3 separate regions of the Homo sapiens genome follow, and regions 1 and 2 are each linked to region 3. The links are chromatin loops, found by intact Hi-C in ENCODE. Cell type or tissue: endothelial cell of umbilical vein. All regions are shown on one strand. Each heading gives the region's core, and the rest is flanking DNA. Links, peaks and the distances in the headings are about the cores only.

Region 1 (10,827 bases), core at 3,215-8,214, 630 kb after region 3:
GGACACATATTTTTGTGGAAGTATGTTCTCATTATTCTTGTGTAAACACTTCGAAGTGGAATTTCTGGGTCATAAGACAGTTAATTTTATAATACACTGTCAAACTGAAACTTTTATTTAAAGTGGCTTATTATATTACACTCCCACATGTGAGTGCCACCTGTTAAATCTTAGACTTGCCATCTCTTTTGATTTTAGCCACTGTAGTGGATGTGGCACGGTATCTTACTGTTGTGTTAATTTTAATTTTCCTGATGAAAAATTATATTGAATACCTTTAATGTAATGATTGACATTTAAATTTTCATTTTTCAAAGTTTTAGTTCAAGTCTTTTTTGTCCAGATGTATTGGGTCTGATATCATTTTATACTGAATTTTAGAAGTTTGTTATATAGACATTTGGCAGATATTTGTGGGGTGTGTGTGTGTATGTGTGTGTGTGTGTGTGTGCATCTTACTCTGTTACTGCTTGTGGTTTGCCTATGCCTATTAAATTCCTCAATAGAGCATTTTGATGAGCAGAAATTTTATTTTTTAAAGTTCTATCTATCTTTTATTTTTTTATTGATGTTGCTTTTTGTGTGCTATGTAAGATTTCTCTGCCTATTTCAAAATTGTGAAGCTAATTTTATATGCTTTTTCTAGAGGATTTAAGATTCTACACTTTATGTTTTAAGACTATGATACATCTTGAGTTAATTTTTATTCATGGAGTGAGTTGAAAGGTTGAAATTCTTTTTTCACCCTATAATCATCTTCCCCAGACATATGTGTTTTAAATACGTTCCTTTTCTCTTGTGATTAATTGGTGCATTGGCCCAAAGTTATGAATGTGTAGCTTTATTTTCAGATTCCTCATACTGTTTCCCACATAAATATCTATTTTTTAATTACTGTAGCTTTGTTATAAGTTTTGGAGTCAGATAATATGAGGGTTAAATCATTTTCTTTTATTTCTTCATTATATGTTTTTCAGAATACTTTGGGCTAGTCGAGATCTGTTGAATTTCCACGTTTTTTAGAATCATATTGAAAGCTCTACCAAAAAAAGTCTTCTAGAATTTTCATTGGAATTCAGTTAAATTTATAATCAATTTGTGACAAAAGGGCAACCTAACAATATTCAGTTTTCAAATCCATGATTTGGTGTGTCTTTCTATTTATTTAGGCTTTCCATAGAGAGACCTTTTAACAGCTTTTCTTATATTTAGGTATTTGATGTTAAAGCCATTTTAAATGTTATTTTACCTTATTTTATTTTCTAATCAAGAAAGAAATAGAATGCTGAGTATGGTGGCTCACACCTGTAATCCCAGAGCTTTGGGAGGCCAAGGTGGCAGAATCGCTTGAGTCCAGGAGTTCAAGGCCAGCCTGGACAACATAGCAAGACCCTGTCTCTACAGAAAATTTAAAAAAAAAAAGCTGCTGGGTGTAGTTGTGTGCACTTATAGTCCCAGCTACTTGACAAACTGAAGCTAGAGGATTGCTTGAGCCTGGGAGTTTGAGGCTGCAGTGAGATGTGATCATATCAGTGCATGCCAGCATGAGCAACAGAGCAAGATCCTGTACCTAAAGAAATGAAAAAAAAAAAAAAAAAACTGAAAAAGAGTGATGAATCCTGGCTCTGTACAGCTTTTTAAATTATTGTTATTTTAATAATACTTATAGTGCAAGTCAGGTGGAGAGAAATGTTTTCAGCTCTTGTTTCCAATTTTTGAGGGACATTTGCTACACTTTGAATTCTACATGAACGGAATTTTTTTCTTTTCTTTCTTTTTTTTTTTTTTTTTTGGAGACAGAGTCTCACTTTGTCACCCAGGCTGGAATGCAGTTCAAGCCGTTCTCCTGCCTCAGCCTCCTCAGTAACTGGGATTATAGGCACCCGCCACCATGCCCAGCTGATTTTTCTATTATTAGTAGAGATGGGGTTTCACCATGTTGTCCAGGCTGGTTTTGAACTCCTGACCTCAGGTGATCCGCCCGCCTTGGCCTCCCAAAGTGCTAAGATTACAGATGTGAGCTACTGTGCCTGGCCTGATGAACAGAATTTAATTACTGAATTTGTATTCATGTATAATGTATTTATTCTTTAAAAGACCTTATTCCATCATATTCTGACTTCCATTCTTTCTGACAAGAATTTAGTGATTTTTAAAATTATTTCCAGTATGCCCTGTGGCTATTTTCTCTCACAGCTTGTATTAATTTCCCATTGATGCTGTGACAAATTACCACAAATGCAATGGCTTAAAACAGCACACATTTACTCTCCTACAGCTCTGGAGGTTAGAAGTCTGAAATGGTCTCATTAGATTGAAATCAAGGCATTGGCAGGGCTGTGTTCCTTCTGGGAGGTTCTAGGGGAGAATCTGTTTCCTTCCCTTTCTTCAGCTTCCACAGGCTGCCTGCATTCCTTCGCGTGTGGTTCCTTAGCACCTTCAAATACTCTCTGTTCTTCTCCCGCTTTCATTTTCTCCTTTGGCTGTCATTCTCTTGTCTCCCTCTTTCCCTTATAAGGGCCTTTGTAATTACATCGGGCCCACTTGGATAATCCAGAATAATCTCCCCATTTCCATATCCTTCACTCAATCACATCTGCAAAGTTCCTTCAGTCATGTAAGAATTCGGACAGAAACATCTTTGGGGAGCTACTATTAAGTCTACCATACGCTTTTAAAAAATCTTCTCTTTATCTTTGATTTTCTTTAGTTTTACTTTAACATACCTAAGTGTGGCTTTCTTTTTTATTTTCTTCTGTATAGGGTTTTCTGAACTTCTTGATTCAATGGTTTACTGCATTTTACCAGATTTTAAAAATCTTGGCAATTATGTCTTCAATTTTTTTCTGGTCCAACCCCTTTCTTTCCTCCTTTTTGAACTTCAGTTTACATATGGTAGAACATTTCTTATTGTTCTGCAGATTTCAAACGTATTGTTTATAGTAATTATTATATTTTTTCTATATGTTTGTTTGCATCATTTTTATTTATCAGTATTTAATTTCAGGGATTCTTTTCTCTCTTGTGTTCATGTTTCTGATAAGTCCAAGCTAAAAGTTTTTTTTTTTAAATTAACATTTACATTTGGATTTTTAAAAAATAATTGGAATTCTCTGCTTTAATTCCTCATCTGCCCACTCAAGTTGTTTCATTTCTACTACATCTTTTAACATATTTTTTACAAATATTTAAAATTCTCCATCTGGTAAATCTAAGATATTTCTACATTTGCTTCTATTAATTGTTTTGTCTCTTGATGATTAGTTACAGTTTATGACTCATTTGTATGTCTCAAAATTTTTAAAAATTAATAAGATAAATAATATCTTCAGTGATGGCACACTCATTCTTCTTTTGGGGCAATAATGTGAATTTCTGAGTCAATACATCTGTTTTGAAATAGTTCTGAGCTGGACTACTGATTCAGTTAGAATGAATTCAGTGCTGATGAGGCACATTCTCTTCAGCAGGACCTGGGATCTTAGTACTAAGGTTACTCAAAGAATTTCTTTTTGCTTTACAGCACAGCTGCCAACATTCTTTAGAATGTTTTAACATGGGAGACTTAACTCTTACCTATTTTAATTCCTGAGGAATTCTATTTGCTGTCCACTCTTATTCCTCAATTGATGGCATTTAGGTGCTTTCTTTTTCTGTTCTGCTGTCCTGAGCAATTATGCCTTTGAAGGACTGCAGTTCAAGATTCAATGAAACCTTAAAAAGACTTAGGAAAATTCCTCTCGACCTTCCCATCCGCCCATATCCTTGGCGCTGCAGTGCTTCATACTCTGGAAAGTACCAGGTGCCTCCAGGCATCTTTCCCAGTTCATCTGCTGTGGCACAGCCTGTAGCAGTCAGGCCTCCTGTTTCCTAGGGATCAGGAAGTTTACCTCGCATGAGTTCTGCTCTCTCTTCAGTGTTCTGAAACCACAGCTTACTGAAGGCACAGAATGCCTCAGTTTGGTTCCTCTCAAATATCCTGACCTGTTCTCAGCCTACAATGGGCTCTAAGTGCCTCAAGGAAGCTCTCTTTATCCTCTTCTACTCTGTCTTTTGGCCTGCTGGCTACAGCCCAGGTTATTCAGTGAAGAATTTGGAAAGAGTTGTCAGGTAGATACACATCTGCTTGGAGATGGGGGCCCTTCAGGATTCTAAACAATCATGCCAGAAAATACTTGGCCATTATTATTATTATTGATGTTATTATTATTATTACTACTTGATATGGTTTGGCTGTGTCCCCACCCAAATCTCATCTTGAATTGTAGCTCCCGTAATTCCCACATGTTGTGGAAGGGACCCAGTGGGAGGTAATTGAATCACGGCGCCAGTGTTTTCCGTGCTGTTCTCATGACAGCGAATAAGTCTCATGACATCTGATGGTTTTATAAAGGGGAGTTCCTCTGCACATGCTCTCTTGCCTGCTGCCATATAAGATGTGCCTTTGCTCTTCCTTCATCTTCCACCATGATTGTGAGGCCTCCCCAGCCATGTGGAACTTTGAGTCCATTAAACCTCTTTTTCTTGATAAATTACCCAGTCTTGGGTATGTCTTTATTAGCGTGTAAGAACAGACTAATACACTACTACTACTGCTTCTATTTTAACTCATTTCTCTTAACCCTATTCTCTGGTGAATTTCTCCTCCTTCAAGTATTCCACCAGGATTAAAAGCAGTCAGAAATCTCTTCTCTACTAAAAAATGTTTGTCTCTTTGAGATTTTAGTTCATTAAGGTGATTTACATCCCCAAACCTCTGCTGGGTTTTCTTAACAATGATATAGTCACTTCTCTGTCTTTTTATCATTATTAGAGTAAAAAGTACTATTATTTGCAACGTTCTACATCTTAGAAGCAGAAGTATGTAATGCTTGATACTACATGTGTACTAACTAATCCTGAACTAAAGAGATAGCTTTGAAATTAACCTAGTTATTAATATTTAAATTATTTGAGAAATTACACATATTATACATAATTGTATAACTAAATTTTAAATGTCAAATATCACAATGTATTAAGATCTATTACTTTTGACTAAAAAGCTTTGTATGATAGTTTGCTGCAAAATTGTTGAAATGTACTTTGAGATTTTAAAGTTACCTACTTTGTACATATGAATTTCCATATATTATTATATCATTATATGAACAAATTTTTGTATGAATATCTTAGCATAATTCTCAAGTATATAGATAAAAATAGCTTCACATTTTACGAGAAAGATTTAGATGTACTATAAACAAATTCATTGATTCCTTAACTCACTTGAAATATTCTTCTAGGTATTGTGTCTTTACTCAGTGATGGTAATGAAAATATAAGTATCTTGATATAATATGATTAAAAATAATCTCTGAAAGAAGAAAGCTTTCCAGAAATATAACTTGACAAATAAATAAGGGAGTTTAAGGGTTATAAGAAGTCAAATAATGGATCTTTCTTTAAAATGTGACACCATCTGTCTCACCAGCTTTGATCAGACTATCAGCTGCTCTCTTCTCTCTCTTTTTGATAGAAAAAACTTTTGACACTTGTCAGCCACAATCGATAGCTCTATTTTTTACCTTATTGGAAAAATATGCCTCAAGGGAACTAGGGATGAAAAGTGAGAGAGAAGATAAAAATCAGGACAGGGGAAATAAAGAAGGTGGAATATGATGCAGTGGTTTTCAGGTAATCATTATAGACTAATTTGAGTTCAGCAGAAAATAGTTTAACTCATCATATAATAGTAGGAAAAATAATACTGCATGGTACCTTTAGCCAAAGCTTCAAAATATGTCTGAAATTTCTAGTTAAGCTTTAATTTAGGTATCAGATAGCTTGTTAAAAAGTGTAAGAAATCATGTCTTATTTGGATTCATAAAATTGTTATGTAGTGAAGGCACGCCACCTGGCTTTGAAAATAAACATGGTTAGTGTTTTACCTTAATATTTAAATTCAATACATTAATTAAATGCATTTTTAATTTAACAAATAGATAAAGGATGCCAAAGCATGGTGCTAGACTGGAGAATAAAATAATGATTCGGGTATTAATTGAGACCTTTTAATTTCTATCTGGCCAGGTAAGTGAAATCTCACCATTAATTGCTTCTGAAATTATCATTATGTAACTCAACTTTAGTCATTATAGTCATAACTTTAAGAAATATCATTTTATTCTTAAAAACATAAAATTTATCATTACAAACATTCAGAAGTTACAAAAATATGATGGGTGTGTAGAGAACTAAGCATACATTAAATTATATGATCATTTACTACTGGCTCAAGGCTTGGTTCCTTATCTTCATGAAGACAAGACACAATTCTTAGAAATGTTTTAGACATTTATGTTCCTGAAGGCCCTGAAGATAGATGGCTGGATCAAAGGATTATTTTAGTTCTTTTTCTCCCCTTAGCAGTTATCTCAGGCAATCTAAGTAGGTCCTTCAGAGCATATTTTTAAAATATGTCTGTTTGCTCTCTGTATTATAAGATTTGTATTCTGCAATATACTATACAAGTCTGTGAATTCAAGTCACATACACAACTTCAAGAATAGTACTGAATGTTTGCTTAACTTTACAATTAGCCCATGTAAAACTTAGTAAGACTAGATAACTATAAAATATTATAAATATTATAAAACTTTTAAATGTATACTTTTAATTTTAATCACATATTCCATTAAGTTGTAATGAGTTATGGTTAAATAACCTGGAAAAAAATACTATAAAATATAGGACAACTTGCTTTATGCGCAAGATATTTGTTTCATGCATATAGAAGATACATAATAGAGATTGCTACTTTATAGGTTGTATGCAACCAAATATAAACTCATTTCACTGATTAGTCACACATTTCATAGAATTTGCATACTTCTTTTAAGTAGATAAGCTATCTTTGCCTTGGTAAAGGCAAATAATCATTTTATATTATTTTAAATAAGATTACACAATTTTAGTTAGCCATAGAATTAGCAAGCACATATTTTTTTCAATGAGAACAAATATTTTAAACCCAGAGGGAACAAAAAGCACAAAATAGCTTCAGTTTGTGTATCTCAGACCCTGCAATTATCCCACGGAGAATTTTCTTTTCAATGACTTTCAAATGTTTCTGTATAATTATAAGTTAGATAACTTGGTAAATTCTGGTAACAGCTTCCAAAAAATGCATTTAAATTTGAAATTGGTTTTGCCAAAGAGTAATTTATATCCATTGTGTAAAGACACAAATGCAAATGAAACAATTTTTGATTGACTACACAACATAATATACTGAGATATTATATGCTAAATGGACCACAGAATAAGCATTCATTATTCAACAAAGTATTATGTGTTAGAGGATAATGTTGCCAAATATTGCAATATACTACAAAATCCAGCTATTATTATAGATAAACCCTAGAATAACATTTAAAACAAAAAAATGAAGATGTATCCAATTTTTTAAAGGATTTAAATCACTAAGGGACAGATCCACAATATACATTAATAATTAGAGTGTCATCTCAAATTCTGAAAAGTGAAAAACAAGTGGCATTTTTCTTAATGTTAGCAAATAACTTTTTCAAATGAGAGTAAAGATATTCACACCCTATGAATCAAAATACATGTAAAGCTATTAAAATGTTTTTAAGAGGCCATTTCAAAATTTCCACAAAAAATTATGGACAAAAATGCCTCCAGTATTTTGCTATATATAATTAGCACAGATAATTTTATGAACTAGTTGGAAATTAGTGCCTGTAGATGTTTATTTCTCTTCATCCCTTCAGACCACCCATTGCATATCGGGATATACCTGTAAAGTATGTGTGCATGTGTGTATGTTTGTAAAATATATCTTTACATTCTAAGTATGTATGTCTGTATGTATGTATTTACATGTGTATATATCCATCTATCACCTATCTGTCTATCATCTATCATCATGCTACACTTGGTTTCATATTCCAGTAAGGCAAGTTTGTCCTTTGTTCCTTCCTTCTTTTATCACATTTTTATTCACCTATACCAAACACATTGCATGCATCTGTCAGAACCAAAATCACTAAACACAGAACATTAAAATGTGTTTCAAATGTCTTTAGCAAATTAAAAATAAATAATCATATAATGAACTAAATTGAAGATGGTCATAATAAATTCAGATAATGTGAAAAATAATGTGGAATTTAAGACCAGATACTAAATGGGAAAACAAGCAAAATTCAATGATAAAAGTTGTAATATACAATAAAGTAATAATGACAACATGTTTCTGCATTGAAAAACACAGTAAAATGCATGAGGGAAATTTACTGAGAAATGCAAACATTTAAAACAATAAATTGTACCCGCAGATTTTACTCTTATAAGACTTTTGTGCCATGTTGATATAAAAATGACTTAAGTTATATAATTTATGAGAAAAATTATGAAATGTATAATTTTCTATAGGTAATATTTATTTCTATACTTGTATAGATAGAGACAGAGTAACTGAGGGAAAAACAATGTCCCCTACAGATAATGGACATCCTTCTTTTCTCTTTAAGAAACAGTAACAAAAAGAGATTATGTACCTAAACACAGAGGAAATCTCAATGAAGCCAGAGAATAGTACTCTTCCATACCACATTCTTTGACCTTAAGGTAACAAAAAAGCAAATAAATAACAAAAGAATAACTCCAAAGTGTATAATGTGAACAAAAAAAAATGTTTTAAGTAAATCTTGTGCTAAATAAAAATAAAAACTAAAATAAGAATGTTTGAGAAATCAGTCCAAAGCAGTATCAGTATATCCAATAATTATAGATGCAGAAACTCAACAGAAGAAAAAATGTTTATCATCTCCTCATATGTTTCAATACTAAGCAGAACTCTTAAAATATATTAACCTTAGCATTTAGCATAACAAATCAAAAACTAAGCAACAAAATACATCAAAATGTAATAGTAGTATGATACATGACTAGCAGCCTAGTTAAAAAGTATTGTCCTGTTCTTTGCAAACAGAACCTTCCTTTGGAATGCGCAAGTGAGTCTAGCCTAGTATATTCAGCATCTGTAACTCTTGCAGTTTCAATGACCATGTGACATGGGTTTAATTAATAATAACTAATGTAAAAATGAGACAATTAGACGTTTTAACCAATAAAATAGAAGAGAACATTTTTTCAAGGAGAGAGGTGGTTTTTTTTTGTTGTTTAATTTTTGCTTTTTTGACACTTGTTCTCTACCCTTCTACACTCTCGGAACACTGAGACATGCCTAAACATGCAATAGTCCTGAGATTGTAAGAATGAGAATCACATGCTACTGATGGCAGAGAAAGAAATTAAGGGCATAGGATATTGATTGTCATAGTGAAGCTGTTGTACCAGTTACCCAATTTGCTTGTTATGATGAAAAAATCAAATTAAAAATCTATTTTTTCTTTAAACCTGTGCAGGATTTCTACTACAAGTTGCCAAATAAATACAGTAGAACTAAGGAAGGGATAAGTGCTGAAATAGCAATAAATGAATTTCAAAAGTAAACAGAATTATTACAACCAAGTTTAGTTCTTTAAAAATGTAAGTAAAGAGATTGCCCAATTAAGAATAAGAATAAATAAAAGAAAATATATACAAATAAGTTACAGAAAAATGCACGTATGACACATAAAATGGCTTTGCACCTATTATATAAAAATACTAAAAAGCAAATTTTGTAAAGGTATGAAAGTCTTATCCAAAGCCTCACAATTAAAAAGAACAATACTGAGAGATTTGACTACAAATAATTTTGTTATTTCTGTACTTCAAAAATTGCAGAAACAGAAAATATTTGCAACACACTAAAGACACAAAAGATTAGTATCTATTAGGTTGGTAAAGGCAAAAACCACAATTACTTTTGCACTGACCTAAAACAGTATATAAATGATTTTTACAAACAAATGACAGCATATAACTTGGGGAAAATGATGCAAATGTCTCTGGGAAAATACTTGATAGAGGAAGAGACACGGGTTAATGTAAAAAAAGCTGAAACTCTCTATTAAAAATATATACGAAATAATGCAAACTGATGTTTGACCTAACAGATTAGCTAAAACTTCAAAAGTTTTAACAGTAACTGTTGAAGAAAATATATTTATTTAAAATATCTCTGATATTGATAATGCTCATTTAAGTTGGTATTCTTTAATATAGTGATGTGGTACTACCTTGCAAAATTTTACATACATAAAATTTATAAGCATACTTTTAAAAAACCTATTGAAAGAAAAAATAGTTCAGCTACATTAGCATAGTATAGGCTATTTATTGCAGTATGGTTTTTAATACTGAAAACTATGGAAAAGTGAGTAGTTAGGTAAAATATGCAGATGCTAACAAAAATAAATTAATTTTTATACACCAATGTGCAAAGATATAAAGATCCTTGGGCTATAAAATGACAGCATTTATTTAAAACCCTGAAAATACATGGTTGGGATTTAATGGTTAGATAGAGTGATTTTTTTTCAATGTTTAGTTATTTGGGCAAATATAATTTATATATTCTACATAAAAGTACATACCAATTCAAAATTATAGCACCCTAACTTTTGAGTTAATGTAAATTAAATATTAGACTCCTACACAAACCTTTATTATTCTCTCATTTTATAAATCACAGTTATAATAATTATATTCTTATGTCAGTCACAAAATAAGTAGGTAATATGTTTTATTCATTCTTTTCTTTGCTTCTCTCCTGGGAAGTGGGGTGTTGTCTTTCATCTGTTATTTTCTGTAGCTAATAGAATGTCAGAAATCAGGGTAGAAGAAGAAACTTTAAAAATTCTTGTTCTCCTG
Region 2 (10,827 bases), core at 3,111-8,110, 320 kb after region 3:
ATGGCTGGGTCAAATGGTATTTCTAGTTCTAGATCCCTGAGGAATCGCCACACTGACTTCCACAATGGTTGAACTAGTTTACAGTCCCACCAACAGTGTAAAAGTGTTCCTATTTCTCCACATCCTCTCCAGCACCTGTTGTTTCCTGACTTTTTAATGATTGCCATTCTAACTGGTGTGAGATGGTATCTCACTGTGGTTTTGATTTGCATTTCTCTGATGGCCAGTGATGATGAGCATTTTTTCATGTGTTTTTTGGCTGCATAAATGTCTTCTTTTGAGAAGTGTCTGTTCATGTCCTTCGCCCACTTTTTGATGGGGTTGTTTGTTTTTTTCTTGTAAATTTGTTTGAGTTCATTGTAGATTCTGGATATTAGCCCTTTGTCAGATGAGTAGGTTGCAAAAATTTTCTCCCATTTTGTAGGTTGCCTGTTCACTCTGATGGTAGTTTCTTTTGCTGTGCAGAAGCTCTTTAGTTTAATGAGATCTCATTTGTCAATTTTGTCGTTTGTTGCCATTGCTTTTGGTGTTTTGGACATGAAGTCCTTGCCCATGCCTATCTCCTGAATGGTAATGCCTAGGTTTTCTTCTAGGGTTTTTATGGTTTTAGGTCTAACGTTTAAATCTTTAATCCATCTTGAATTGATTTTTGTATAAGGTGTAAGGAAGGGATCCAGTTTCAGCTTTCTACATATGGCTAGCCAGTTTTCCCAGCACCATTTATTAAATAGGGAATCCTTTCCCCATTGCTTGTTTTTCTCAGGTTTGTCAAAGATCAGATAGTTGTAGATATGTGGCATTATTTCTGAGGGCTCTGTTCTGTTCCATTGATCTATATCTCTGTTTTGGTACCAGTACCATGCTGTTTTGGTTACTGTAGCCTTGTAGTATAGTTTGAAGTCAGGTAGTGTGATGCCTCCAGCTTTGTTCTTTTGGCTTAGGATTGACTTGGCGATGCGGGCTCTTTTTTGGTTCCATATGAACTTTAAAGTAGTTTTTTCCAATTCTGTGAAGAAAATCACTGGTAGCTTTATGGGGATGGCATTGAATCTGTAAATTACCTTGGGCAGTATGGCCATTTTCACGATATTGATTCTTCCTACCCATGAGCATGGAATGTTCTTCCATTTGTTTGTATCCTCTTTTATTTCCTTGAGCAGTGGTTTGTAGTTCTCCTTGAAGAGATCCTTCACATCCCTTGTAAGTTGGATTCCTAGGTATTTTATTCTCTTTGAAGCAATTGTGAACGGGAGTTCACTCATGATTTGGCTCTCTGTTTGTCTGTTGTTGGTGTATAAGAATGCTTGTGATTTTTGTACATTGATTTTGTATCCTGAGACTTTGCTGAAGTTGCTTATCAGCTTAAGGAGATTTTGGGCTGAGACAATGGGGTTTTCTAGATATACAACCATGTCGTCTGCAAACAGGGACAATTTCACTTCCTCTTTTCCTAATTGAATACCCTTTATTTCCTTCTCCTGCCTAATTGCCCTGGCCAGAACTTCCAACACAACAATCAATAGTTTACCAACCAAAAAGAGTCCAGGACCAGATGGATTCACAGCTGAATTCTACCAGAGGTACAAGGAGGAACTGGTACCATTCCTTCTGAAACTATTCCAATCAATAGAAAAAGAGGGAATCCTCCCTAACTCATTTTATGAGGCCAGCATCATTCTGATACCAAAGCCGGGCAGAGACACAACCAAAAAAGAGAATTTTAGACCAATATCCTTGATGAACATTGATGCAAAAATCCTCAATAAAATACTGGCAAAACGAATCCAGCAGCACATCAAAAAGCTTATCCACCATGATCAAGTGGGCTTCATCCCTGGGATGCAAGGCTGGTTCAATATACGCAAATCGATAAATGTAATCCAGCATATAAACAGAGCCAAAGACAAAAACCACATGATTATCTCAATAGATGCAGAAAAAGCCTTTGACAAAATTCAACAACCCTTCATGCTAAAAACTCTCAATAAATTAGGTATTGATGGGACGTACTTCAAAATAATAAGAGCTATCTATGACAAACCCACAGCCAATATCATACTGAATGGGCAAAAACTGGAAGCATTCCCTTTGAAAACTGGCACAAGACAGGGATGCCCTCTCTCACCACTTCTATTCAACATAGTGTTGGAATTCTGGCAGTTGTTAAGCAATTAAACCACTATAAATTTCCTCTTAGTTCTGAAAAAAAAAATTGGAGCAGATACATCTCTTCCAATCTAGGTACTGTTAAAAATGTGAGGCAGAAAGCTAACTGTAATTAAAGGGTAATGAAAAGTCTATTGTGAAATGATTATTATGTACTTGATGGGATTGGCAAGATCACTTTGCATAAGCTACCTATCCTTCCCATGGTGCTTGCTGTTCTGTGCTATGGAACCGAAAAATTGCTTAAAACGTTATAGGTGTATTATTTATTTAATTACATTATCATCTAAATATATGACCCAAGTGTCTAAAGGAAGATAAGCTACAAAAACATAAATTATTATTGCAATTACACAGTTAAAAATCAATTTAAATGGATTCTGAGAAGATGGTGGAGTACAAAGCACCAGGAACCTGTCTCTACACCTAGACAATAATTGCACTGGCAGCCTCTGTCTGATGGAACTGTTTTTAAATTCTAGAGTCTGTAGAAGGCTTGGAAAGCAATTTGAGATGAATTTCAGTCAATTTCAGCTATATTGTCATAGCAGCCACCCCTTCCCTGGCAGGCAGCTGAACATTTCTACTACAAGCAGCTTGCACACAGCTTACAGGAGCCATGGCTGGGAAAGGGGATCCTGTCATTGAAATATTGGGGATTTGTACTCTGAATCGTGCTTCTGATCCCACAGGTTTAGATGAAGAAGTGGATGGCCACTGTTCCCTCCATGTTGCAAGCTCCCCCTTCCTCAGCTAAAGTGACTTGCAGATAATTTAAAGGGTCAGTGCCCTTTTCCTCCCTGCTTCCTTCATTTTTTTCTTTTTTACCTTTTTGGAACAAGACTTTAAAGATAAGAATTTTCAAAGGAAATTTACATACAGAGAAAACTAGAAAGTGTCTGGATGTGCCTAGGAGAATGCACAAGCTCAGAAAAATTCTTAGAAAATCTTAAATTTATATCTCAGACAGATCTTTGGCACACAGCCTACAACAATAAATAAATCTAAAACAATAAATACATTAAAAAGAAGAAAATTCTGGGGAAGAAAGAGAATCTGGTTTTGAGTTACAGTATTAGATTTAACTGTCTAGTTTTCTTTAAAAATTTAACATGTATATGAAGAAATGGGAAAGCCTGGCCCATTCAAAGGAAAAGAGTAAATCAACAGAAACTGTCCCTGAAGAAGACCTGATATAAGATCTATTCAACAAAGGTTTTAGACGATTGTTTTCTAGTTTCTCAAAGAACTAAGGAAGATGTGAAGAACGTGAAGAAAAGCATGTATAAACAAGCATCCATAAAGAATTAGGAAACCTAAATAGAAACCAGAAAAAAATTCTGGAGCTGAAAATATAGCAACTAAAATGAAAAGTTCACTAGTGGGATTCAAATGCAGATTTTAACAGGAAGAAAAAAGAATCAGTGAACTTGAACCTAAGATAGTAGTAAATCATGAAGCCTCAGGAACAGAAAGAAAAATGATTGAACAAAAGTGAACCAAGTCTACATGATTTGTAGAATACCATCAAGAGTTCCAACACATGCATTGTGGGATCTCCAGAAGGAGAAGAAGCAGAGAAAATATTTGAAAAAATAATGGCAGAAAACTCTCCCAATTTAATAAAAGACATGAATCTTAACATCCAAGAGTCTCCACAAACTCCAAGTAAGATGAACTCAAAGAGACACATACCTAGACACTTTACAATCAAACCTTTAAGAGCCAAAGAGAGAATTTTGAAAACAGCAAGAGAACAGCAATGAATCACATACAAGAGATCCTTAGTACAATTGTTTGCAGCTATTTTTATCAGGAACATTGAGGCCAGAAGGTGGTAAGCTAATATATTCAAAGTGCTAAAAGAAATAAGCTGCCAACCAGTAATCCTATATCTGGCTTAGCTCCTTCAAATAAGGGAGAATTAAGACATCCACACATAAATAAAATCTGTGGGAATTTGATACCTGCTCACCTGCCCTGCTAGAAATACCTAAGGGAGCTCTGCAGGGTGAAAAAAGGTTACTAGACAGTGACTGAAAGCTATATAAAGAAATAAGAATCTCAATAAAGGTAAATGCAAGGACATTGTAGCTCCACTTTTTAATTTCTACATGATAAAAGCTCAATTATCATAACTTTGGTTTGTAACTCCACATTTCGTTTTCCATATAACTTACGGAAACTACTTCATTTGAACTAAATATGAGTTTATATTTTGGGGTACAGAATGTAAAAAGATGTAATTTTATGACATCAACAACCAAAAGGGTAGGTGGAGCTGTTAAAGAGCAGAATTTTGTATGTGATTGAAGTTGGTAGATATCCAAATTAGAGGGTTTTTTTGTTTTGTTTTGTTTTTTTTTTTGAGACTCTGTTGCCAGCCTGGAGTGCAGTGGCGCGATCTCGGCTCACTGTAACCTCCACCTCCCGGGTTCAAGCGATTCTCCTCCCTCAGCCTCCCAAGTAGCTGGGAATACAGGCATACGCCCCCACGCCCAGATAATTTTTGTATTTTTAGTAGAGACGTGGTTTCACCGTGTTAGCCAGGATGGTCTCGATCTCCTGACCTCGTTATCTGCCCGCCTTGGCCTCCCAAAATGCTGGGATTACAGGCATGAGCCACCGCACCTGGCCCAAATTAGAGAGTTTTCAGTTGAGGATGTTAAATGGACTTCCTATGGTATCCACAAGGAAATAGTACTGATTATATATATAAGAAAATGAAAAAATAATTTAAACTTTTCACTACAAAATATCAACTACCCACAAAGACATAGTTACGCAAGAAATGACAGACAAAAAAGCTCTAAGGCATATAGAAAACAAATAGCAAAATGAAAGAAATAAAGTTTCTCCTTACCAGTAATTTATTTCAACTTTACAAAGACATAGTTAAAAATAAAAAATTTATACATTTAAGAGATGCAGCTTGATGATTCGATATATGTGTACATTGTGAAATATTGCCACAATCAAGTTAACTAACATATCCATTACCTCACATGGCTACTATTTTTTTTGTGTGTGTGTAGTGAGAACACATAAAGCCTCTTAAATTTTGCGAAGACACTCTTAGCCAATTTTAAGTATACAATACAATATTGTTAACTATAAGCATATTGTTCTGGCAATATACAAAAATGATTTCCAGAACTTATCTTGCCTAAGTAAAATTTTGTACCCCTTTACTATGTAAGTATTACTTTAAATGGAAATGAATTAAATATCCAATCAAAAGACAAATATTGGCAAAAGTACAAAATCATGATAACTGTATGCCTTCTATAAAAGACTCACTTTAGAAAGACACAAATACATTGAAATGAAAATATGAAAGAAGATATGCTAATAGTAACCAAAATACAGCAAGATGGATATACAAATATTAGACAAAACAGACATTAAATTTAAAAAGGTTACGATATATAAGGAAGAAAATTATATTTTAATAAAAGTTTCAGTACAATAAGGAGATACAACTAAATACTTACATTTGATAAGACAGGGATGAATCTTGAGGATATTATCCTAAGTGAAATAAGTACCCAAAGAGAAATACTGTATAATTTTAGTCATATGAACTACTTAGAGTATGCAAAATCAGACAGAAAGCAGCATGGTGGTTCCCAGGAGTGGAGAGGAAGATAGAATGGGCATTTGTGTTTCATGGGTATAAAGCTTCAGTTTTACAAGATGGAAAGAATTACGGAGATGAATGTTGGAGATGGTTGTATAACATTATGAATGTATTTAATAACACTGCCCTCTATAGTTAAAATGATGAAGTGGTAAATTTTATGCTATGTGTATTCAACCACAATTTAAAAATTAGAAAAAATCAATTTAAACCTCATCTTGTGTATGGGTATAAACATGTTGGTTTATATAAGTCTTGTTCTAAATACATGAGTTAATATTTTTTTAAATGGCAATTTACAATGTTTGAAAAGCATTAAGTATTCATTAAGTGCTATTATTGTGTTATATGTTTTAAATATAGATGTACAGTTCAATACTCAGATGCAAAAATGAGTTTATTTCTCATATCCAAGCCCATTCTTGTTCCACTATCTTAGCTTATTCTTAGACATAAGAAGAGACTTTGAACTTCACTGAATGTACCTTTCTCTCTCAAGTCTGTGGCTCCCTTTACTGGGAACACTCTTTCACCTGGCTGTCACCTAAACTGAAAAACCAGTGTGTTCTTAGAAGTGTCCTATGGCCTTCAGCATTTATATTTGACTTCCCTTTCTGATTATTCCATAGTGTATATGTTTCTGAAATTATTTTATATTGCAGTATTAAATGTAACGGAGTTTTTTTTTTTTCCCCTTTTCAGTCAGTAAGATTTTGAAGACTGGAATATTATCTCTTACAGTTGTATCTTTAGTATTTAGCTGAATGCCTAGAAAAACATAGCAGTTAAATCAATATTTGTTAAATGCATGAAGATTAAACAACGATCATGTATGTACTTCCCCTCATCTTTTTCTTGCCTACTCTATTGCATATGATGGGAGATTAAATTGAAAGTGTAGTAAAAAATCAATATGCTTAATGAAAACTGTTATTAAAGAAATTGAATCTAGAAATTGTTGAACTGTGCTAGGTTTAAATGATTGATTGCCAATAAACATCAGTTGATTGATAATTCTGCATGTGGCTACTGTAAGAAAATAAAATCTTCAGCAAAATTTTAAATAAGATAGTCCAGAAAAATTGAACAATGCATAACTGCAAATATAAGAACCACCATTACGTGACTTGTTATTTGCACATTTAAAAATTATTGAGTACCTACCATGTGTCAGTACAGTGCAAACATCATAACACAAAGTTGAATTGGTAAAGGTCCTTTGCACAGAGTTTGTAGTCCAGAGAAGAAAAGTGAGAACAGTCAGTTTTATTCTGATGTAACAAGTACTTTAGTTTTTTGATGAGGAACTTTAAAAAAAAAAAAGAGTAAGTTCAGGCACAAGAGGCGTTTGTTTACTTTTGAAGGACACACTGGATTTAGGTAGATAAAAATGACAAGAGAAGGTTTTTCAGTAGAGAGGGAGAGAAGAATGTATTCAAGAACAGTAGTAATGGTTGGGTACGGTGGCTCAAGCCTGTAATCCCAGCACTTTGGGAGGCCAAGGAGGGCAGATCAGATGAGGTCAGGAGTTCAAGGCCAGCCTGGCCAATGTGGTGAAACTCTATCTCTACTAAAAATACAAAATTAGCTGGGTGTGGTGGCCCATGCCTGTAATCCTAGCTACTCTGGAGGCTGAGGCAGGAGAATCACTTGAACTCGGGAGGTGGAGGTTGTAGTGAGCCGAGGCCGCACCATTGCACTGCAGCCAGGGCAATAAGAATGAAACTCTGTCTCAAAAAAAAAAAAAAGAACAGTAGTAATAAAACAATGGAATCAGAGAACAGCTTGTGTTATGGAGAACTTGCAGTAAAGTGTGAACATGGGAGAATAGTAGGAAGAATTAATAGAGAAATAAGTTTTCTAGAATAAGCTAAAGAGTTTATTTTTTTCTCAGAAAGCTAGAAGAAGCCATTAAGGGATTTTAAAGGGAAAGTGAAATGGTCACATGTAAATTTTATGAAGACCTCTCTGGTTATAATATAAAGTGCAGGTTGAAAGCGAAGGAGAAGTCTCCATAGGCAAGGATAGTTTGAAGGTGAGAAATGACAGGCCTTAAACTAAGGCAGCTACAGTGGAAATAAGAGGACATAATGAATTTGAGATAAATGAAAAAGTTAAATTCACAAGATTTTGTGACAGATTAGATTTGAGGATAAAATGAGGGTTAAAACTTAGCCAGACTTGGTTTTCTAGCTATACCTACGTTAACTAAGAAACACTGCAAGTACATAGGGTTTAAGATAAAAATATTTCTAGTAATTTTGCATATTCAAATAAAAAAATTTGAGACTCAAAAGGCAAATTGCAAGTAGAACTTAACTTTGGAATTTCTCAGGGTAAACATAGCAGTTGTAGCCATGAGCTCAGAAAGATAATGCCAAAAAAAAAATTAGAAACACATGCTTTATACATTTAAAAATAAATATGAATAGATATTTAGCCAAAATTATTATTTAAAGAAAGTCATGATAAAATTATGTTTCTATGTTAATATTCCTTATGAACATGTAAATAATATTTTAAAAAACGATTTTAGAAACTAAACTTAAAATTACCAGTTACACAAACTCCTTTGTAAATATTTCTGCCACTCACTTACACGTGGACATTGTATTTTTATATATTGTTATCTTCACCAATAAGTTCCAAAATAATATGAATAAAGACCTTTAAAAATACGTTTTAAATTACTGATTTTAAGACTTGTTTGTGAAGTGAATTACAATATGCAGTACTCTAATAAATCAGGAGTAAAAAGTTATTTAGAAAGAATATTCATTTTAAAACAGTGCACTGTTTGACAATACTTATGATTACATGCCATGTCTCTAATTTAATAATTACTATTGAACCTACACGACCTGCGTTAGTTTTTTGTATTTAGGCAGAAAATTAATGCATGTTCCATGTTTTATATTTGTGACAGAAATCCAACTTCCTCAGCTATGCCAATGCTCCCTGCTTTATTTGGCTTAGAAGCTTTTGGATCATAAATATTCTCTGATTCCACTTGGATTTTAAGAGCCACAATGTCCTCAGGCCTATATTAAAAATGAATCAGTGATAAAAATTATGCGGTGAATGATGTATTCTATTAAAAATATTAAATTTCTACGTTTTTAGTTGAAGTGGAATAAGAAGTGCATTATTTATAGTCTAGAGAAGAAAAAAGTCAATAGCTGTATTTTTAAATATCTGAGTTTGATGGTATCCTCTAATACACTCTATATTAAAAAATAACACTCTAGCTTTCTAAAATGTTAAAAAAAATTTTGCAGATTAAATTATTTTTATCAATGATATACAATTTGGGTTCTGTTAGCAATGAATAGCCTAAGGGGCAAAAACCCTTTCTCATATATTTGTATATATAATATATATATAATATATCATATATAATGTATATCATGTATAATATATATCATGTACAATGTATATCTCATATATATTTTTTCTAGCTCTCTCTCTATATATCTCATATATTATATATATTTATGCATGTGTATACACTTTAACTTTATACTTTTAAGTAGAAAAGTTGTATTTTCTCACTGCTTTAAATATTAAAAATTCAGCAGTTTAGTTAGAAGCCTCAACTATTAAAATCTCTGTCTCTGAAATCTAGATATGATTTGAGTATATTACTTATAATTTGAAGTATAGTACATATTCTGAAACCTTTTTTATAAGATATAATATTCTCTATTAAGAATGTAATGACATATAAAATCCAGACATATTATGAAAATTGCATTATGTTTTGATATATTTTCTCCCATTGCTAATTTTGCTAGCTAGCTATGCACTGCAGAAAATCTTTTTACAAACAAAAAATTATTATGGCAAGCTGCCACACCTGCAATTGAATTCTGGTTGAATTAAAATTATAATTTCAGTTGTTTATTATCTGTCTGTGTTTTTCTCTTCAACAGAATGCCTTGCTTTAAATATAGATCAACTGTATATGCTATGAGCCACTCCACATAACTTGCAGAAAGAGAATTACCATACAAATGATCATCTTTTAATCAGGTTACTATTGTTTTTATTATTACTATTTTTATTTGTTTTTGCAATTGAGTTGTATGAGTTCTTTATTTTAATAGTAACCTTTTATTAGATATACAGTTTGCAAATATTTTCTCTACTTCCATACATTGCCTCCCCACTTTTTGATTGTTTCCTTTGCTATGCAGAAACTATTTAGTTTGATGTATTCCCATTTACCTATTTTTGTTTTTGTTGCCTGTGCTTTTGGTGTCATATTCAAGAAATCACTGCCAAGACCAATGCCATGAGGCTTTTCCCTTATGTTTTCATTTAGGAATTTTACAGTGACAGGTCTTTATTTAAGTATTTATTTCATTTTGAGTTGACTTTTGTATAAGGTGTAAGACAAAAGTCCAACCTGATACTTTTGCATGTGAATATCCAGTCCTCTCAACAAGATTTGTTGAAGAGATGATACTTTCTCCACTGTGTATTTTTGGTACCCTTCTAGAACATCAATTGAACATCTATGCACAAACCGTGTATATTGTTCCATAGGTCAATATATCTGTCTTTATGCTGGTGCCATGCTGTTTTAATTACTGTAGCTTAGTAGTAAGTTTTGAAATAAGGAAATGAAATACTTTAGTTTTGTTTCTTCTTTTGCAGTGTTACTTTGGCTACTCAGGGTTCTTGTGGTTCCATATAAATTTCAGGATTGTTGCTTTTATTTCGTTTAAAAAAAAAAAAGCCAAGATTTTGGTAAGGATTAAACTGGTTCTGTAAAGTTTCAGTGATGCAAGATAAATAGGTTTTAGAGATCTGCTATAAAACATCATGCTGATAGTTGACATATTGTATTGTGCACTTCAAAATGTGTTAATGATACAGGAGTGATGGGAAGGGAAAAGCATGGTCCCTTTAAATGATGCGGAAAGGGGGAAGGGAAGCGCTGGGTAGAAGAGGGTATGGTCCGTGGCTAGGGCTCCACTCCTACAGACCTAGGTGAGGACAGGCATTTTTGTTTTCCT
Region 3 (10,827 bases), core at 3,725-8,724:
ACATAAAAATGTCTTTCCAAACTTTCAGGCTTTTACCCCCAGTATCACACACAAAAAAAGTGTTATTAGAAAGATAGAATCCCTCTGTCTCTGGATATTAAAAACTATGTTATTAAATAAGAGACTGCTGTGAAAATGGATACAAACTGTTTATTCTTCTTCCTCTATCCACAGCTAGATTTTTACACTGATTTTGCACATAGTTTTGCACTGTGATTGAGCAACAGAATGTCAAGTGTTGGACACTACCTCTAGGCTTGACTTGTGAAACTTCCTCTACAAAATTCTTCGTGTTTTATTTTGCTTTTCTTTGGACATAAGCCAATATTCATGAAAGCCCACATGCTGAAATATGTAAAGCTTAAAATGGAAGAAACCCAGATCTGTAAATCCACCGTGAGCCACAAGCCGCTTAGGAACACTAGATTTGGAATTTGCCTGTGTGATAAATGAACTTCTCTCATGTTTGAGTCCTTTGTATATTTACTGAGTATAGCAACTAGCACTACATAACTTATAATAGAATTGGTAACTGGAAATGGCTTGCTGCCTTTATAGCACCTAAGGTATGTGGCATTGGCCCAGTGGTTGGAGGATAGGTGGCAAGAAAATAGATCTTATGCATTGTAAAACTTAAGATCTCTGTTAAACAATGACCAAAATATTCAGTAAAACTGTCACCCATAAAGATTTTGAAAATTTTGAAAACAGACTATATGTTTACTGAGCCTGATTTCAGAAAGAGAGATTTAAAACAAATATACTGTATATTAGCTATGACTGGCAGCTTTTAGCCAAAATATGAAAAGTGATGAGATCATGCAATAATTGATTGGTTTTCAAACATAGATACAAATAGAGAGAGTATGGAAATAAAGAAAGCTATGGGGTTGGGAAAGCCACCAGCCACTTCTGGATCCAAGTAAGAAGATGGGAGACAGAAAAAGACTTAATGTTAAAAACATAGGGTAGATGCAGTGACTCATGCCTGTAATCCCAGCACTTTGGGAGGCCACAGCGGTCTGATCACCTGAGGCGAGGAGTTCGAGACCATCCTGGCCAACATGGTGAAACCCTGTCTCTACTAAAAATACAAAAAATTAACTGGGCATGGTGGCATGCACCTGTAATCCCAGCTACTTGGGAGGCTGAGGCAGGAGAATCACTTGAACCCAGGAGGCAAAGGTTGCAGTGAGCCAAGATGGCACCATTGCACTCCAGCCTGGGCAAAAAGAGCGAAACTCTGTCCCCTCCCCAAAATAAAATACATACAAATAATAATAATAAGACTCCTTAGTTGAAGAAGTGCCTTAATCCTCAGATAAACATCTTTGAAGCTAATACTGTTCCACCTGAATATTTTTCTTCAGTCTACCACAAATTAGCCACAATTAAGTCGGAAGAAAAGCATAAGCTTTAAGAATCAAATAAATAAAGCCGACCTGAGAATTATCCATGAAGAAAACTTTGTAGGATTTTACTGACATTTTGAAATGCCTGCAACAAACAGATCAGAAACCTACTACATTTTTTTGAGGGAATTATTTTGTCAAAGAAGCAACGAATCAAGTATAAGAAACACTTGGACGTTTTTACTTCAATCCTTTGTGTTTAGAGTTGCACAAGTAAGAAGAGCATGATAAAGACTATACTCCACCAAACTGATCGTTTTCCTTCCAAAGTACACTCACTTCAGATATGCCTATAGAGGGTAACAAACAAGAAGGAGTATCTGAGAAGACAAAACAAGAAGTCAAAGAACAATGCATGAAGAGGGAAAATTAGGATGGTCTGATTAAGGTGTTTCTCCAGCAAAGTAGAAGTTCCTATAATGTCTGGACTCCAACATTTTATTATTATTCTGGAAAAGTGATTTCGGTGTGTTTCTCATTCTCCACTTTGCCAAGTGGGGCTTTTTGTCAAGGTTATTCATCCCCTTCTCCTCTGTGGAAGTGCACAGATATAAAATGAGACATATAAGGAGATAGACAAAATGTCTTTTGGTTTACGGGTTATCAGACAATAAGGGATCCATTGACATCAAGTGAATGACCTAGAGATCTTGAACGCTGAGTTGAGTGCAGCAATTGGACAGGACTTTGGTTTATCTTATCTGAAAATACTAGATTGGTTGACCGTTGCTGAGACAAGATATGTGTTTACTAAAACTACCTCCTCTTCTTGGAGATCCAGCTACTGTGTATATGCTGGTCCCCTTGGCATTTGGATGTAATTATATTACAGATAATAGACTATAAGCAGAATTGATGTGAACAGCTCCTAGGACTGGCTTTTAAAAACTTCCTATGTATACTCTTCATGATTTTTCTTCCCTGCCAGCTGAATTAGATAAGCATAGCAACTTTAAAAACCACATGATGAAGATGATGGACCTAAAAGATGGTATTTCCTTGCTCTTTGAATCATCACTCAGAGAAACATGCATATTAGTCTTTATAGGATTCAAAAAATAAATTAATCCATAACAAAATGTAATTCTTGTTTAAAATAAACCTTTAGAAATATTTGAGTTTACTTGCAATCTTCTAGCTTTATTTTATCGAGTAGACATAGGTCACATAACAATATGATATAATTTATGCGTATATCATATAATTTGTACATCTGCCTCTTATTTATAGGTTTAATCAGTTTGTTATTTCACAGATCATCTCAATTTAATTCACTCAATTAAACAAATAGCTCTGAGTAACCATTTATGTGTGATGCTGAGCTACTACTGGAGATAAACCAGTGAATAAGACAATAATCTTGTCTTGAAGAAACTTATGGTCCAGAAGAACTTAGGTAAATGCAGTAATGCACCACATAATGATGTTTTGGTGATTAACAGACCATATAAATGATGGTGGTCCCATAAGATTGTAATAGAGATGAAAAATTTCTGGCCCCTAGTGATGACATCATAGCCATCATAATATCATCATAGTGCAATACATTATCACACATTTGTAATGATGCTGGTGTAAACAAACCTACTGTGCTGCCGGTTGTATAAAAGTATAGCACATAGTCAGGCATGGTGGTTCACGCCTGTAATCCCAGCACTTTAGGAGGCTGAGGCGGGCAGATCACCTGAGGTTAGGAGTTCGAGACCAGCCTGGCCAACATGGTGAAATCTGGTCTGTATTAAAAATACAAAAAGAAAAACAAATTAGTCAGGCCAGGTGGCGGGCATCTGTAATCCCAGCTACTCAAGAGGCTGAGGCAGGAGAATTGCTTGAACCTGGGAGGCGGAGGTTGCAGTGAGTCGAGATCGCACCATTGCAACTCCAGCCTGGGCGACAAGAGCAAAACTCCATCTCAAAAAAAGAGTATGGCACATAAAATTATGTACTGTTGGTATTGATAATAAATGACAATGTTGCTGGTTTACTTACTTGTGATGCAATGCTTTTTAATTTTTTTTTTAGTATACTCCTAATTATTTTTTAAAGAAAATATTATAGTAATAGACCCTCAGGCAGGTCATTCAGGAGGCATTCCAAAAGAAGGAGAAGACAGCTCCATGGGTGTTACTGCCAGTGGGGCAAGTAGACCTTCCAGTGGAGTGAGATGTGGAGGCGAAGACAGTGATATTGATGATCCTGACCCTGTGGAGGCCTAAGCTAATGTGTCTTAGTTTTAACAAAAAACTAAAAAAACAAGATTAAAAATAGAAAAAAACTTACAGAATAAGGATATAAAGGGAGAAAATCTTTTTGTATAGCTGTACAATATACAATGTGATTATGTTTTTTTTTTATTATACTTTAAGTTTTAGGGTACACGTGCACAATGTGCAGGTTTGTTACATATGTATACATGTGCCACGTTGGTGTGCTGCACCCATTAACTCGTCATTTAACATTAGGTATATCTCCTAATTTTATCCCTCCCCCATCCCCCACCTCACAACAGGCCCTGGTGTGTGATGTTCCCCTTCCTGTGTCCATGTGTTCTCATTGTTCAATTCCCACCTATGAGTGAGAACACGCGGTGTTTGTTTTTTTGTCCTTGCGATAGTTTGCTGAGAATGATGGTTTCCAGCTTCATCCATGTCCCTACAAAGGACATGAACTCATCATTTTCATGGCTGCATAGTATTCCATGGTGTATATGTGCCACATTTTCTTAATCCAGCCTATCATTGTTGGACATTTGGGTTTGTTCCAAGTCTTTGCTATTGTGAATAATGCCGCAATAAACATACGTGTGCATGTGTCTTTATAGCAGCATGATTTATAATCCTTTGGGTATACACCCAGTAATGGGATGGCTGGGTCAAATGGTATTTCTAGTTCTAGGTCCCTGAGGAATCGCCACACTGACTTCCACAATGGTTGAACTAGTTTACAGTCCCACCAACAGTGTAAAAGTGTTCCTATTTCTCCACATCCTCTCCAGCACCTGTTGTTTCCTGACTTTTTAATGATTGCCATTCTAACTGGTGTGAGATGGTATCTTATTGTGGTTTTGATTTGCATTTCTCTGATGGCCAGTGATGATGAGCATTTTTTCATGTGTCTTTTGGCTGTATAAATGTCTTCTTTTGAGAAGTGTCTGTTCATATCCTTTGCCCGCTTTTTGATGGGGTTGTTTGTTTTTTTCTGGTAAATTTGTTTGAATTCATTGTAGATTCTGGATATTAGCCCTTTGTCAGATGAGTAGATTGCAAAAATTTTCTCCCATTCTGTAGGTTGCCTGTTCACTCTGATGGTAGTTTCTTTTGCTGTGCAGAAGCTCTTTAGTTTAATTAGATCCCATTTCTCAATTTTTGCTTTTGTTGCCATTGCTTTTATGTGATTATGTTTTAAGCTAAGTGTTACAAGAACAGTCAAAAATTTAAAAAACTTAAAAAGTGTATGAAGTAAAGGAAATGTTACAGTCAGTGAAGGTTAATTTATTATTGAAGAAAGGAAAAACTATTGTTCATTAATTTAATACAAACTAAGTGTCCAGTGTTTTAAAGTCTGCAGTAGTGCACAGTGATGTCCTAGGCCTTCACACTTACTCTCCACTTACTCACTGACATATCCACAGCAACTTCTAGTCCTACAAGCTCTATTCACAGAAAGTGCCCTATACAAGTTTACCATTTTCAATCTTTTATACCATATTTTTACTGTACCTTTTCTGTTTAGATATGTTTGGATGCACAAATACTTCCCTCTGTGTTACAATTGCCTACAGTATTGAGTACAGTAACATGCTGTACCGATTTGCAGCCTAGGAGCAATAGGCTATACCAGGGGTCCCCAGTCCCTGGGCCAGGAACTGTTCCATGGCCTGTTAGAAACTGGGCCACACAGCAGGAAGTGAGAGAGCGGCAGGTGAGTGAGCAAAAGTTCAACTTTATGCCTGCTCCCCACTGCTTGCATTACCGCCTTAAAGTCTGTCTCCTATCAGATCAGCAGCAGAATTAGATTCTCATAGGAGTGTGAACCCTGTTGTGATTTGTATGTGTGAGGGAGATTGCAGATTCCTCATAAGGATCTAATGCCTGAGTATCTGTCACTGTCTCCCATCACCCCCAGATGGGACCATCTAGTTATGGGAAAACAAGCTCAGGGCTTCCACTGAACCTACATTATGGTGAGTTACATAATTATCTCATTATATATTGCAAGTGTATTCCTCTGTCTTCAAGCTGCTAATAAAGATATAACCAAGACTGGGCAATTTACAAAAGAAAGAGGTTTAATGGACTTACATTTCCACGTGGTTAGGGAGGTCTCACAATCATCGCAGAAGGCGAAAGGCACATCTCACACGGTGGCAGACGAGAGGAGAGAATGAGAACCAAAAGAAAGAGGTTTCCCCTTATAAAACCATCAGATCTTATGATACTTATTCACTATTACAAGAATGGTATGGGGGGAACTTCTCCCATGATTCAATTATCTCCCACTGCATCCCTCCCACAACAGGAGAGAATTATGGTAGCTACAATCCAAGATGAGATTTGGGTGTGGACACAGCCAATCAATGAGGTAATAATAAAAATAAAGTGCATAATAAATGTAATGTGTTTAATTATCCCAAAACAATCTCCCCCGCTCCAGTCTGTAGAAAAATTGTCTTCCATGAACCCCATCCCTGGTGGGGACCATATATTCTTGTCAAGGGAAAAGGGAAAAGGAGAGAAATTGAGACTTTTCTGTGGTTCTTATACATGGGAATCCATATGACACTATACTAGGTCCCCTTTGAGAAAAAATTAAATGATGACATCTGGAGGTTTTGGGACGAACATGCGACCCATGATATTTACTGCCTTGTGGTCCTTATCTGCCAGCAGGTGGAGCCCTTTAGGCCATTTCAGGTGACAATGACCATGTGTTCCCACTGCTGAGTGCATTATCAGCATTGACATTTTGGCTACTGGTGGCACAGAACATCACTGCCGCCTGAATGCCCCCTAACAAGTAAGAATTTGAGTCGTAACAGCAGGGAAAAAATCCACTCCTGTCTTCTATCTAAATTACTCAAAGGGTTATTCAACAAAAGTAGTACTGCATATTAAGTGGAGAAAAAGACATTACTTTGTTAACTCGGGACTCGATACAAATTACTCTGTCATAGCATAACAGCACACTTTGGCTAGTCAAAAAGGTCTTCAGGTCGTGGAGACTGACAATGGATTGTTTCAGACTGAATGCCAAGGCTATGTGGATGGGAAGCCAAAAATCTTCCAGATACAATCAAATAAAATGTTTAACTATGGCTAACTCTGGCAGCATTCACTAATAAAAGGGAGGTCCTACAGCTGGAAAGCCCCTTTGGGTACTGGCCCCAGCATATACTTCACTTGAGTGTTCCTTTTGTCCCTTTTGTCAGGATTACCAGCAACACCACCAACTTTGGATGAGGCTCTTTGCAGCAGCATGTCTTGAAAGCATTCAACAAGTCGTGGTTCCAGTACTACCTTTAAAATTTTAGAGGCTGCTAACCCAATAAAATTACAGATGTCTGCAATCTCCATGCCTGCAGGTTAGAGTCTGTGGCAACACAAAACTTCCAGTGGGGTGCACAAGCCTCTTGAATTTAAACACATAAATTGCCTGAGGCAGCCAGAAGATATACCCCTTTTGAAAATTAACTCCTTGCTCACTGCTGGACACTGGTGGAGATTGAGCATCTATGGCTGGAGTGTCATATGCAATACGTGTGACAAACTCTATTTACACTGGGAATGTTTCTGGAGCCTTGGGGGACCAGCTCACAATGGATCCTAAGATGATTTTGTCCCTTACAGCCCTATCTGTAAGAAATAAACAGGCTTCATATAACTTGTTGCATGTGAGTGTGTCTGTCTCACTGAACTCAGACAAGCCAGAAACCAGGACATAGTAAACCTATTTTGCAGTGGATCAAAATGTGTGTTATAGACTGAATGCTTAGGTCTCTCCCAAATTCTTATGTTGAAATCCTAACACTCAATGGGATGTATTTGGAGGCAGGGCTTTTGGAATGTGATTAGATCAGTCTAGTGCCCTTATAAAAGAAACTCCAGAGAGTTTCCCTGCTGCTCCCACTCTGTGAGGACACAGCGAAAAAAAGATGGCCTTTAGGGACCAGGAAGCTGGCCTTCAGCAGATAATCAATCTGCTAGCACCTTGATCTTGGACTTCCCAGCCTCCCAGAACTTTGAGAAATAAGTTTCTTTTGTTTATAATTGACTCAGACAATGGTATTCTGTTACTGCAGCCTGAATAAACAAACACAATGAATTGAGTCTGAATTCAGGATACAAAAAAAATGTGAAAAGTTTGTATGCAGGAGAATTTGTGTCTGAAGTAAGATAAGAATATTTGATAAAAAGAAAAGCAGCCATATTCAAGAGTTGGAGGAAATATCAATAGGATAAGGTTATTCATTTCATGATTGATGGATAAATATGCTCACAATGGGATGTAACTAATTAAGATCTTCTGGCTTCTGGCATGATGTTACTTATTGAATTAGAGAAAATAGAAGTTGGAATTAAGTTTTGGATGTATTAAGAAGAATTACATATTAGTACTGTGGAAGTGCTAAGCAGAATTATTTTATAGCTTCTCTGAAACTCAGAAATTGATCTTGACTGAAAATAAATATGCACCAGAAATGGGTACACCAAGGGCATAGAGAACAACGTAAAAACTTACCACAATATGTTATGTTGTAAAGCAATATTTTTGACATGCTCAAAATCAACATTATAAATGCATGTAACTGAAATAGTTTGCGTCTAAATTTAATACTGTATTACTCATTCCTCTGTCCTTAAATCATTGAAAATATCAAAGATTACCAAAACACAGCTTTTAAAATGTAGCAGTATAAAATTATTCCTAACTATTTGCAGTTGTACTGCTGGAGACATTAAATATCACCAGCGAATGTTATTTACTACTATCAGCCCTGAAATATGCTAGCTTTACCACCCACACTGTACCATTCCAACCAGCATCCATGTTATCTCTTAAACTCTAGTTCAGGATGATCTACTATGACTGTGATGTGGATTTGTTTATTTTTACATATAATAGCTTCCAGGGCAAATCAATGGAAGTGCAGGATTTTTTTTCTTTCTATCCTGTGAGATGAGAATTAAAATGAACAAGGCTACTGACTAGATATACTTGGTATTATGGTTTGAATGTGTTTCTGCAAAATTCATATGCTGGAACTTAAACTTCAAGGTGATAGTTTTAAGAGGTGGGGTCTCTTGGCAAGTGTGGTCTCTTGGCTCTGACCTCAAAAATGGAATTAATGCCATTAAAAAGAGGGTTTGGAGAACTGCTGGACCTCCCATCTCTTCTGCCATGTGAAGAAGCAGCAGGAATGTACAATCTTGGAAGTAAAGAGTAGCCCTCGTCAGACATAGAATCTACTGGTGCCTTGATCTTGTACTTCGTAGCCTCCAGAGATGGATAAATAAATTTCTACTATTTATAAATTATAAATTCTGTGGTATTCTGTTATAGCATCAGGAACAGGTTAAGACACTTGGTAAATGTGGTGGTACAGTATATATGTTTATAAAATCCTCATATTAAAAGACATTAAGGGAATGGAGAAAAATAGTGAACTTTCCATTGCAGCAAATGCTAACAAGTATTTTGATTTGAAATCTAGTAATTAAAGGAAAGTAAAAATAGTCTTATACATATTTGAATTATATGTCATGAAATAAACTATCCACACACAGCACTGAAATTATGCTTAGTACATCAATTAATTTTGTCTTATCATACACAGATCTATTTAATATCACTGTGAAAACTTATTTAAGAGTTTAAATACAATATATCCTATGTAATGTGGCTATATTAATATTTTCAGATAGTTTAGGCAGAACTGTACTGACTCTGTCATTGTCTGAATGCTCTCTTTCAAAATACTGGAGAAAGGTTTTACTATTAACGTTTATTTATTTTATGTGGTCCTACAATATTTCTCAACTTATTTATTTCTTTAGTAGTCATCATTATATATATAATATTATCAAAATATGCTTTTCAAGTACTGTATTTCTGTGTTTGGGGATCCTCCATCTATAATATGTACTTAAATAATGACATTTCTCAGTTCTATCTTTCATGGAAATTTCTATAACCTCTATTTCTCATGAATGACAAGAGATCTCTATATGGAAGATAGATAACTATTTATATCTCATCAGTAGAGTTACCTATAATTTGCACATTTTTAGTAAGTCCAATTTTTAGAAATGATAGTATATAAACACTGTGTCTGATTATATAAGATTGCAGGATTATATGAGATTCAGCAAATAACTATTGTAGCTTTAAAAACTAGTATAAAGTATGAATATTATGAATGTTTACTATATTTTAAAATAAAATATGGAAGTTAGAAAGCTGTATGTCACACTTTGTACTTTGTTCATATTTAACTTCAAGGCATAATAATTGAAACTTATTGCTTTGAGAACTACAATCATCAATATAGTTTTCTTACTTTTCACTACAAAATTTCTTTCCAATTCTTTCTGTCTTTGAATTATACATTCGGAAATATACCACACATTTTAAAGATGACTGTATTACATTTAGAATAATAATACATCAATTTTTGTGTTACAATTATAAATTTTGTATTTATAAGATATTGCTAAATTCTGAAGTTAAAATGATGCCCGAATAGCCCTATTATAAATTAATAAACTACTATTAAATATTCATCCACTAATGTTTTCCTTACCAATGTTGTAAACATTCATTTTTCATTTGGGCACCAGCTATTATTTACTACATAAGCTATAGAGTAATAGTTCTTTTATGTCTTCTCTCAAACTTGATTTCGTATAATAGAAAAAAAATCAGTGTAGAATGAAAAGACATAGGTCCAAGGGCTAACCATGTTGAGTGATTTTGTTGAGGACTTTCTTCTTTGCTGAATCTCATTTTTCAAGTGACAGCGAGCGCTAGTGGAGTTGAGTGAAATAATATCATCATGACAATTTCTTCCCATTCTAAAGTCTACTTTTTTGCTGATGGACACCCTCCATATATTTGTTTCTTGAATCTGTGACTTTGTTAATAACATTCAGCATTTTCATTATTATGGTTGTTTTTATTTTCATATTTAGTGTTGTCTTTCCTGAGATGGTATGAATATCACTTTAAGTGAGGATACATATTATTCTGTACTGAATACATTATATAACTGTTTTACTCCCAAATATATATACCTATATGAGAAATTATTGGAGAGAGGGAAACCCAACCAAATTAGACCTGTACTCAAGAAGCTTCCATTGTAGCAGAAGATAGATATGGGAACAGCACACTTAGTAAAATACATTTATATTGAGCG

The links. A loop is a pair of places that touch in the nucleus more often than their neighbours do. Peaks named below come from ENCODE experiments on the same cell type or tissue, not always from the same donor. Only the 100,000 strongest peaks of a DNase experiment are listed, where the experiment ranks them.
Region 1: it touches region 3 in a loop (22-fold over the local background); 4 of 110 quality-filtered maps call a loop at or near these places.
Region 2: a loop joins it to region 3, with 4 times the contacts of the local background. A loop is called at or near these places in 2 of 110 quality-filtered maps.

Annotation. Positions count from the first base shown.
Region 1 is chr4:161,946,712-161,957,538 of GRCh38, forward strand. The region is part of intron 3 of FSTL5 (follistatin like 5); the gene reads right to left. Among named protein-coding and RNA genes, the nearest start is that of FSTL5-AS1, 71 kb to the right of the region's middle. In endothelial cell of umbilical vein, for the core only: no CTCF peak of the experiment used is centred there; a DNase peak (open chromatin) is centred at 5,890.
Region 2 is chr4:161,636,987-161,647,813 of GRCh38, forward strand. All of the region lies in intron 7 of FSTL5 (follistatin like 5), which reads right to left. Among named protein-coding and RNA genes, the nearest start is that of FSTL5-AS1, 380 kb to the right of the region's middle. In endothelial cell of umbilical vein, for the core only: no CTCF peak of the experiment used is centred there; a DNase peak (open chromatin) is centred at 5,745.
Region 3 is chr4:161,314,276-161,325,102 of GRCh38, forward strand. No RefSeq gene overlaps it. Among named protein-coding and RNA genes, the nearest start is that of FSTL5-AS1, 700 kb to the right of the region's middle. In endothelial cell of umbilical vein, for the core only: a CTCF peak has its summit at 6,273 (motif pointing right); no DNase peak of the experiment used is centred there.